2 separate regions of the Homo sapiens genome follow, and region 1 is linked to region 2. A link is a loop called in an ENCODE intact Hi-C map of the cell type or tissue named here. Cell type or tissue: Caco-2. All regions are shown on one strand. Links, peaks and the distances in the headings refer to the core of each region. The heading gives the core; the rest is flanking DNA.

Region 1 (5,389 bases), core at 62-5,061, 130 kb before region 2:
ATTTTGGGTTTATAATTATGTATAATGTACATTCCTAAACAGGAGAGAATTTCTGTCTTGATGGGGCATTGATGAGAATTGAATTCTTTGTTTACAAGTTTACATGTCTGATGTTCGAAGGAATTTTCCACAGAATTGCTTCTGGCTCTGCACATTGCAGACCTTGCTTATCTCTCTCCCCACATACTCCTACTACAGGGCAGGTTCTTATCCTGATATGGCCTCTGGCCCTAGTCCTTTCAACATCATGCCTGGTAATGTTGGCTCAAGGGCAGGAGGAGAATCCAGAAGCCATTTCTATGCCAGATCAGCCAGTAATAGCTTAACTATGTAAGGAAGTCACTTGACCCTCATAAATATATCCTGCTAAAACCACAATTTATTTAATATATTCCCCAATTCAACTTCCTCTTAGCCAGCTCCCCAAAACACTTACGTCCCCAGTAATACCACCTGACTGCAATGTAATAGATGGGAAGTCAAAGTGGAAAGAGACAAGGGTCATAACCAATTGCAATAAAAATATTTTACTTTTGAGCCAGGTGCAGTGGCTCAAGCCTATAATCCAAGTGACTTGGGAGGCAGAGCAAGGTGTTTAAGGCTGCAGTGAGCTATGACCATGGCACTGCACTCCAGCATGGGCCACAGAGCAAAACCTTATTTCTTAAAAAAAAAAAAAAGAACGAAAAAGAAAAAAAAAGAAAGAAAAGATAAAAATATTTACTTTTGCAAATTTTACAAAAATCTACAAGTATGTGAATGCATGTGTCAGGATACTTCCTAGGACCTTGTAAGGAGCCCAGGCATGACACGACCCACCATGAGAGCGGCCTGAAGCTTAACCTTCATTCATACGTCAGAGTAACCTGCCTTTCACAATGCTAAATGAATGATCTGAAGCTTTGTCACAGTTTGTTTGTGTTTTTTTTGAGAAGGAGTTTTGCTCTTGTTACCCAGGCTGGAGTGCAATGGCGCAGTCTCAGCTCACTGCAACCCCAACCTCCCGGGTTCAAGCGATTCTCCTGCCTCAGCCTCCTGAGTAGCTGGGATTATATGTGCCCAACACCATGCCTGGCTAATTTTTTGTATTTTTAGTAAAGATGGGGTTTCACCATGTTGGCCAGGTTGGTCTCGACCTCCTGAGCTCAGGTGATCCACCTGCCTCGGCCTCCCAAAGTGTTGGGATTACAGGTGTGAGCCACTGTGCCCAGCCAGGTAAGTTCTTTATATATTTAATTTTTTATCATTTAGGCTTTGGCAATAGGGAATGAAATTTAGACCATCCCTCTGGGGTAAGGGGAGGCTGTGATGAGTGGGAAAGAGAGTGAGTAAATGAGAGAGGAATGGTTATAAGAGTTGGAAAGTGGTAATATGGATGGAAATAAGTTGTGAGTGTAAAATACAAGCATTTTTTTCTGACTCTTCCACTTCTGACATAAAAGGATAGAAGATAATCTTCAAAGAGGAGATGTTAGCCTGGCTTATGTAACAAAGAGAGTCAGATGACCTGGTTTTGTTAAATCCAGAAAGGTCTGTGATTGAGGACCTACCCTTTGAAAGTTAATTTGAGTTATTACTTTATACCTTATTCATATGTGGGCCTAAGACCAAATGCTTTTAATTAATTTGTTTATAAATAGAATGTGCACAAGGGTTGTTTTGAGAAATAGTGATAAATATATTTGAATATGCCCAAGTTTTGTTATTTGTCATAGTGATAATAATGATAATATTAGTTTGTGGGCCTAGCGAATACTGTTTGGTTTTACATTGTTTGGTCCAACTGAAGCCACCAGTGTTAAGGTAAAAATCGCCCTTGGCTATAGGGTAGATTTCTTTATAGTAAAAGAGGTGGTGCTCTTTTGATTAATAATTAAATGTAGGTCTTCAGATAGAGGAAAGGCAAAGAAATGATATCAAAGACATTAATATACAATTCATATCCTTTAGTGAATATAAAAACAAAATCACAATCTAACAGATCAGTAAAAGTAACAAGGAATTTAACAGGCTTTGATTTTGGTCAAAAATTACTTAGGTGTCCTCCCTAACCACGACGTACCCATCGCCTGGTTTAACATGGAGCAGCAGGGAGAAAGGACATGCTGATGAAAAGCCTCAGGCTCTTTAACTGCCTTGACTTGGTCTCTCCTGTATTAGTTTTCTGTTGCTGTTGTAAGAAATTACTATAAACTTGGTGGCTTTAAACAACACAAATATATTGTTTTATAGTTCTTATACCGGAAGTCGAACATCGATCTGGCTGGGCTAAAATCGAGCTGTCAGCAGGGCTGCACTCCTTTCTGGAGGCTCTAGGCAGGGAATTCCTTTCCTTGCCTTTCCTGGCTTCTGAAGGATGCCCACACTCATGGCCCTTACTCTCCATCTTCACGTCAGCAACATAGGATCACTCTGACCCTTCTTCCATTGTCACAACTTTTTCTAACCACAGCTGGGAAAGGTTCTTCACTTTTCAGGACTCGTGATTAGATTGGGCCTGCCAGGCTAATCCAAGATAATCTCTCCATCTCAAGGTCCTTAATCACTTCTGCAAAGTCCCTTTTGCCACGTGAGGTAGCATATTCATGGGTTCTAGAGATTGAAATGTGGACATCTTTGAAGGGCCATTATACTGTCTACCACATTTCCCTAGCCTAAAACAGAATTGGGGGAGGCACAGTGGTCAGCAGCCTTCCCGGCTCCTTCCTACTCTACTGCAAGGGACATTTTTGGAATATTGCCAATGTGTAGCCTTCCGGAGAGGTTTTCCAACATGGTAATGTGAGAATGAGGGGGGTGAGAATGGCTCCTCTCCTTAAAATTAATAATAATAATGAAGATTATTGGTAAAATCGCTCCTCTTAAGAACTTCGAGTGTTCTGTTTTGCATGAGTTGAGTGACTATCTAGCCTGAACACACAATCAAGAGATAAAATACTACTATTTTTGTTATTATTTGTCTTGGCCTGATTTAAACTGCTGATTCCACAATAAAATCAAAGGGCATCAAAGTCCATTTCCAGATTCCTGAGAGGCTCATTTCCTTTCATTGCTCCTTTGCCATTTTGTGCTTTCCTGATTTTGCGCAAATATTTGCAATTTGGGTGGGGGCCACAGTTTACCAGTCAACCCAGAATTCTTTTCACCTGCATGCTATTATTCAACTTGTTGTATAACAAAGCTTCTTTGAACTTTACATATCAAAGAAAAAAATCACTCTTTCTTAGACTAACATCTAAAGCAGCTCAGCGTGCACAAAGAGACAGATGCCACTGCTGCAATTGACTTCAAGACCTAACAGATCTTCTGGCAGACTGTCCGCTATTGACTGGAGATGTTTGATTTTTAAAATTATGTTTTTATGTAGATGTTACTCTCTGCTAAGTAATCCTATCCTTTTTATGCTTTTCCATTAAAACTATTTACAATCAAGACATTAACCACTATCCTGTTCTTTCTTTGTTTTGCTAATTATGATACACAGATGCTGTTGCACAATCAAGGCAGTTGTTTGTATACTACAATAATGAATGAATAGATGAATGAATGAACAAAAGGTACAATGTTGTGTGGCGGATAAGTCCAAGTCTATCAAGTCTTGGCTCCATCTATTATATCTCTATGGCTTTGGGCCACTTAGCTTCTCTGGACCTCAGTTTCCTCATCTAGAAAATGAGGCTAATAATGTCTACCTTGTAAGTGTATCGTAAATATTTGGGATAATATATGTAAAATGCCTCAAGCACAGAAACAGGCAGTAAATCTCTCTCTCTCTCTCAATAGGAATCAGTAACCAGTGTTTTGCTCTTTGGGGATTACACAGCTAACCCTCAATAATCCACATGTGGGTTCTTCTCTTTGCAAATTAGCTCCAGCACATTTTTGAAGTAAGCAGATTTTCCCATGAACTCCTCATTTACTCTTGGCTGACTTTCCACCACCAATCTCATGTGTGTTTATATAATGCAAACAATTTAATATTAAGCTATGTGTTACTTTTGTAGAAAGGTAAATTTGCGTCCACAAATAAGATACATTTAAAAAACCTAACGTGTATGACATTTGAAATTCTCTAACTTGCAATGACTTGCCAAGTTGCTGAATAAGCCAGTTGGAAAATTTTTAATTTTATTGTATTAAAAGGGGGAACAGGATTGTGTGGCCAAATAATTGTGTGGTTTTGTAAATTTTAATTTTTCTTTTTATTTGCAACTCTCAGACCATGTCTGTGTATAAACACCAATATTAATTTTCACCCAACAGCTCTTCTGGCATCTAAAATGTTTGCTGTCACTGGTTCAGTTGAGATAATCATATCAGTAATGTCTAACCTCAGTCCCATTCCTGGGCCCCTGGAGAGAAGAGTTAATGGGATCAAGGCTGGCTCATGAGTTATCAGCTACTCCACGAAGCTGAGTCTCATAGATTAATGCAGAACTGGCAAGCTTAAAGTCCTGGGGAAAAGGCTGAAATGATACATGGGGATGGTTAAAAACAGTGGTAAACATTTGAAAATGAAGGTCTTAGGTATGGTATAGAGGGTAAAGCATCACAATTCCAAACAAAATTAAAGATATTGCACCTCTAATACATTACCAGAGGCTAGTAAATAAAGATTTAAAAAGAAGGAAAAAATATAACACCTAAGTATTCCTGATGTTTATTGAGGATGAAGAAAAAAATGAATAGAAAGAAAAGAAGGCAAAGACCAAAGAACCTTCCCTGGAAGAGCAGGGCTGTGCTTTGGCATCAGGAGCCAAACCCCACACCCACCTGTGCTAGCGGGCTCTACTACCTAGCTAGGAAGGACGGGGTGCTTGTGTGCTTGCTTCAACAGCTTCATTGAGCTGTTCACGTGCCTGAAGAGTCACCCATTTAAAGTATGCAATTTAGTGGTTTTTAGCATATTCCCAGATATGTACAATCATCACCACAATTTTAGAACGTTTCCTTCAGCTCAGAAAGCAACCTTGTACCCTTGAGCTCTGACTCTCATCCATTCTCCTGTTCATCGCCCAGCCCATGCAACCACTAATCTACTTTCTGTATCTATAGATTTTCCTATTCTGGACATTTTCTATAAATGAAAATGCGACTTTTGTGACTTATTGCACTTAGCATCGTGTTTTCAAGGTCCATCCATGCTGCAGTGTCTATCGGTACTTCATTTCTTTTTATAGCTGAATAATATTCTATTGTGTGGCTATGCCACATTTTGCTTATCCATTCAGCAGCTGAAGGACATTTGGGTTGTTTTCACTTTGGGACTATTGTGGATATTTTGAATAAACATTCATGTCGAGGTTTTTGTATAGACATATGTTTCCATTTCTCTTGTGTATGTACCTAACAGTGGAATTGTTGGGTCATGTGGCAACTCTCTGCCTGT
Region 2 (5,389 bases), core at 141-5,140:
CTGAGGCAGGAGAATGGCGTGAACCCAGGAGGTGGAGCTTGCAGTGAGCCAAGATCCCACCACTGCACTCCAGCCTAGGCAACAGAGCGAGACTCTGTCTCAAAAAAATAAAAAAATAAAAATAAGTGCTTAAATCAAATATTTTCTCAGAAAAGTAAAAACTGCAATGCCTTTAATTCATGTGACTTAAGTAATCTTTGGGAAATAGAAACAGTTCTACATGCAAGGCATGTAAGAAAAGTGAAATGTGTTTTTGGTAAAAGATTGTAGGAAGTCATGGGAATGTGTTTCTGTGTTTGTTTGTTTGTTTGTTTGTTTGCCTAAAGAGTTAAAGGATTATTTTAACTTAAATAGGATAAAGCCGGCCCAGGCACAGTGGCTCATGCCGGTAATGCTAGCACTTTGGGAGGCTGAGGCAGGCAGATCACGAGGTCAGGAGTTCAGGACCAGCCTGACCAACATGGTAAAACCTCATCTCTACTAAAAATATAAAAATTAGCTGAGGGTGGTGGTGCATGCCTGTAATCCCAGCTACTCAGGAGGCTGAGGCAGGAGAATCACTTGAACCCAGGAGGCAGAGGTTGCAGTGAGCCAAGATCACACCACTGCACTCCAGCCTGGGCGACAGAGCGAAACTCTGTCTCAAATAAATAAATAAATAATAACATAAATAGGATAAAGCTAAAAGTTTAAGTGTTTGTGAAAAATTAATCTTGTAAAAGAGATTCTGTGTGTGAACATATTGGCTAAAGTTAAATAGGTATTGTTCAATTTTTCCATAAACTGAACATTAAAATAAAAGCACAACAGGTTTTTCTTAGACTACTGATCTGCTCTTTTACAAAAATTGTAAAGGGTTACAAAAGGTTTATGAGAATCTTACCTTATGGTCAAACTGATTAAGATACAATACATTTGTCTATAAGGTTTTATTAAGAATTGGGTTTAACATCAATAATGCACTAATGCAATGATGAAATTTGGCTTATTTGGTATAAAAATCATACAGGAAGCATTCTCAAATATGAAATGGTGCTTGGCTTTCTTTGGGCTTTATTCGTATAAATGTGTTATTGGTACGTGTTCCAAAATTATGGGAAACTCTTATAATTCTGATATTACTTAGTGTATGCTATTAATAGTTATAATTGTTACATTACATTGATGTATGCCACAGAATTAACAAAATTCCTAGTCAATTGTGGCTTTAATAGAGGCTGCCCTAAGGCATTTTTTTCATCCACAGACAATCATCTTGTTTTGATCCTCTTTAGAAGGTGGTTTTATAATCAACTATAGAACTCTAACAGGCATTCTTAAATGCAGGTTTCTGATAACTTTGGAGATTATTAAATTAGAATAGAGGAAAAAACTTTCAGGACACTCATGGAGAGCTGAAATGTTCATGAATATCAAGCAGAACAGGAGTTAACTGCATGGACTAAACTAATAGAAGTCTGAAGTAATCTTTTTGACTTTTTGCTTAAAACATTGCTAATCCTTTGTTTTTGTTTTTCAGAGTCAAGGAAACTTTTCTTTTGAGTTATTGACAGCTTTTACCAATTGAGTAATGTATATGCCTATGAACAAACTTTGGAGCATACATGTTTTTCTCTACTTGATTTCTCCAGAATATGGAAACTATTTGTTTTCTTAACTTATGGCAATATAGTTATTTGTATAAGCACAATAAGAATCTGTTTTCATTTGTAACAGGACACAATTGGAGAAACGGGTTATTTTACCAAGGATTTGACTGGAATGGTGTGCTTTCCTTTAAGGAATCAAACTCAACTTACAGAGCCAAGAAAAGCCCCTTGGGAAAACTGGCCTCATACCTTGTCTACACAGTCCCTGTGTAGGTTCCTGACCTGTGGTGAGTGAAGAATGTCACTTTGTGACAAACCCAGGAGGCTTAAGTTATCTTGGGACATCAAGAGGAGAGGAATTTACCCAACTCATAGGTATTTGAGTATACAAAGCCATGGCTGGGCTCAGATTTTTTTTAAAAATCTTATCTGAGATTCCTTATGGAACAGAGTTCCATCAAAGACAATTTAAAAACAGCTTATGTGGCCAGGCACAGTGGCTCACACCTGTAATCCCAGCACTTTGGGAGGCCGAGGTGGGTGGATCACTTGCAGTCAGGAGTTTGAGACCAGCCTGGCCAATATGGCAAAACCCTCTCTCTGCTAAAAATACAAAAATTAGCTGAGTGTGGTGGCTTATGCCTGTAGTCTCAGCCACTCAGGAGGCTGAGGCAGGAGAATTGCTTAAACCTGGGAGGTGGAGGTTGCAGTGAGCCAAGATTGTGCCACTGCACTCCAGCCTGGCTGACAGAGTGAGACTCTGCCTCAAATTAATTAATTAATTAATAAAATAAAAAGAGCTTATGTGAAAAATAATCATTCTTGCTGAACTTTATACAAATAATCAGGCCAAGTATAATAATGCAAATCAGTCTTACCATGATTTCTCATTAGTAAAAATGGGAAACTGGAGATAGAAAAATTATATTTCAAAAACTATGGTACACTTGTTATTAAATTCTGGTCTCATCGGTTGTTTTTACGTTTTACGCTTTTGTCTATAATTTAGACTAACTAACTCTGCTTATTCCTGCACACCAACCAGTGATCTCTAACTGCAGCTCAGAAAAAACAAGAGGAATGGGTAATGTAAAAATTCAGATCAGTATTCTAATTCTGGGCAGATACTGGAATCAGCTAGCAACCTCATATTAGCTTGGTTCCAGCAGTTGCCCAGTTCATGAAAAGCCTACCTATTTAGTTTATTTGGGATAATTTTCCTTTACTGTTGTGGAATATATTGTTGTTGTACTCTTTGTGTAGGAATGCAGGATAAGCTTACTTAATGTTTTCTTAAATTGAACACTTACTAATCTTCCAGATATCACCTTTTATGAGAACTCAGAGTTACGAATTGCCCTCACCACACTGATGCTTTCTGACTGAGTTCCACTCTACCCTGAATACAAGAGGCAGGAATATCATTGCCCCTGTTCAGCCTGAAGAAGTTACAGAATATGGATCTTTATCCCTTTACAACCCTTAAGATTAAGGATTCTCTTATAAAAGGGAAGGGGGAAATGTCAGAGGTGTTTGAACCAGAACAACCCCATTTTGAATAGGGGCTGGGTAAAATAAGGCTGCGACCTGCTGGGCTGCATTCCCAGATGGTTAGGTATTTTAAGTCACCAGATGAGATAGGAGGTCAGCACAAGATACAGCTTATCAGGTCATAAAGACCTTGCTGATAAAACAGGTTGCAGTAAAGAAGCTGGCTAAAACCCACCAAAACCAAGAGAGTGACCTCTGGTCATCCTCCCTGCTACACTCCCACCAGCACCATGACAGTTTACAAATGCCATGGCAACATCAGGAAGTCACCCTATATGGTCTAAGAAGGGGAGGCATGAATAACCCACCCCCTTTTTTTTTAGCATATCATCAAGAAATAACCATAAAAATGGGCAACCAGCACCCTCCAGGGCTGCTCTGCCTATGGAATAGCCATCCTTTTATTCCTTTACTTTCTTAATAAATTTGCTTTCACTTTCAAGAAAAAAAACCCAGCATGTTAATTTTATTATTGCAAGAATCAAGCCACAACAAAACCATGGTAATCAAGACAGTGAGGTGCTGGCTTAAAGATAGACATATAGATCAATGGAATAGAATTGAAAATCCAGAAATAAACCCTTACATTTTTGACAAGCTTATAAAGACAATTCAATGGGGAAATAATAGTCTTTTCAATAGATGGTGCTGGGACAACTGGACATCCATATGCAAAAGAATGAAGTTGGACCATTACCTCACATCGTGCAAAAACTAACACAAAATGGATCAGAGACCTAAATGTAAAAGCTAAAGCTATAAAACACTTAGAAGAAATCATAGACATAAATCTTTGTCACCTTTAATTAGGCAATGATCTCTTAGCTATGATACCAAAAGCACAAGTGACAAAAGAAAAAAATAGATAGTTGGACTTCATCAAAATATGAAACTTTTGTGCTTAAGGCCACACAAAGAATGGAAGAAAATACTTTTAAATCATATCTATGATGAAGGACTTGTGTCTTGAATAAAGAAGTCTTACAGTTCAGCAATAAAATAAAAATAACCCTGGAACCCAAATCTTGGTTTCTAATACCATTCTGCAATGGTATCAGTTAAAGGAAAGGGCTCCTGGAGAAATGGCTGATTCTAGGACTAATGCAAGAATATACAAGATAAGCATAGAACATTTTGTAGCTCCACAAAGTAAGAAAGTACTCAAACACCTCCCTGACAAGCACACACACATAATGATGGAGATACCAAGAACACAGGAGCCAACTGAAAGGACTCCCAATGACAAAAGCTGGAATAATTTGAGCAACAAGACAAATAAAGTAGTACTCAATTATAAACCAAAATATAAAATAAATATTCATTTGTCCATATGGATATAAATAAAGAAATGAGGGAAAAGAGACAAATCTCACATGCAGAAGAATTCTGCCATGGTTTGAATGCATCCCGAAGTTTATGTGTTGGATACTTAATCCCCAGTGCAACAGTGTTGAGAGGTAGAGCCTTTAAGATGTGATTAGGTCATGAGGGCTCTGCCTTCATGAATGGATGAGTGCCATTACATGGGAGTAAGATAGTTATTGTGGAAGTGGGTTAGTTATCACAGGAGTGGGTTCCTAATAAAAGGGTTAGTCTGGACTGCTTCCTCGTGCTCTCTTGTTTTATTACCTTTCACCATGGGATGACACATTAAGAAGACCCTGACCAGATGTGCCTCTTGATCTTGGATTTCCCAGTCTCGAGCACTGTAAGAAATAAATCTCTGTTCTTTATAAAATATTCAGTCTATTGTATTCTGTTATAACAGCAGAAAATAGACTAAGACAAATTTCAAATAATTTATGTAGAGATTCTGCCCTCAAAAGGCAGGTCATAACTCCTTAGACCTTAGAGGCAAGCTGTGCATAGTAACTTCCTTGCAAAGAGTACGATATGGAAAGGGGTTGTGGAAGAAACTGGACAAATACTGCCTCAGCTAGATGATTCAGGTCAATATCAATGATAGGCCATGTCAATAGTATATGACGAAAATGGCACTTTTTATGGGTTTCCTCCCCAAACTCACAACCTCAATCTAATCATGAGAAAAACATCAGAAAATCCCAAAAGAAGAACATTCTGCAAAATACCTGACCTGTGCTCCCCAAAACCATGGAGGTCACCAAAAACAAGGAAGGTCTAAGAAACTGTCATAGACGAGAGGAGCCTGACAGGTAATTTGGTATAGACACCTCCAGCATACAAAATGGACCTTGTCAAAGCCTGTTGAATGACCTCTAACCAACTAG

The links. Peaks named below come from ENCODE experiments on the same cell type or tissue, not always from the same donor. Only the 100,000 strongest peaks of a DNase experiment are listed, where the experiment ranks them.
Region 1: it touches region 2 in a loop (2.8-fold over the local background); 1 of 110 quality-filtered maps calls a loop at or near these places.

The regions. Positions count from the first base shown.
Region 1 is chr4:98,682,682-98,688,070 of GRCh38, forward strand. No RefSeq gene overlaps it. Among named protein-coding and RNA genes, the nearest start is that of TSPAN5-DT, 26 kb to the left of the region's middle. RefSeq lists cis regulatory regions at 1-430, 4,165-4,591. In Caco-2, for the core only: no CTCF peak of the experiment used is centred there; DNase peaks (open chromatin) are centred at 230 and 3,100.
Region 2 is chr4:98,815,102-98,820,490 of GRCh38, forward strand. All of the region lies in intron 2 of LOC105377343 (a long non-coding RNA gene), which reads right to left. Among named protein-coding and RNA genes, the nearest start is that of EIF4E, 110 kb to the right of the region's middle. In Caco-2, for the core only: no CTCF peak of the experiment used is centred there; DNase peaks (open chromatin) are centred at 1,880 and 3,240.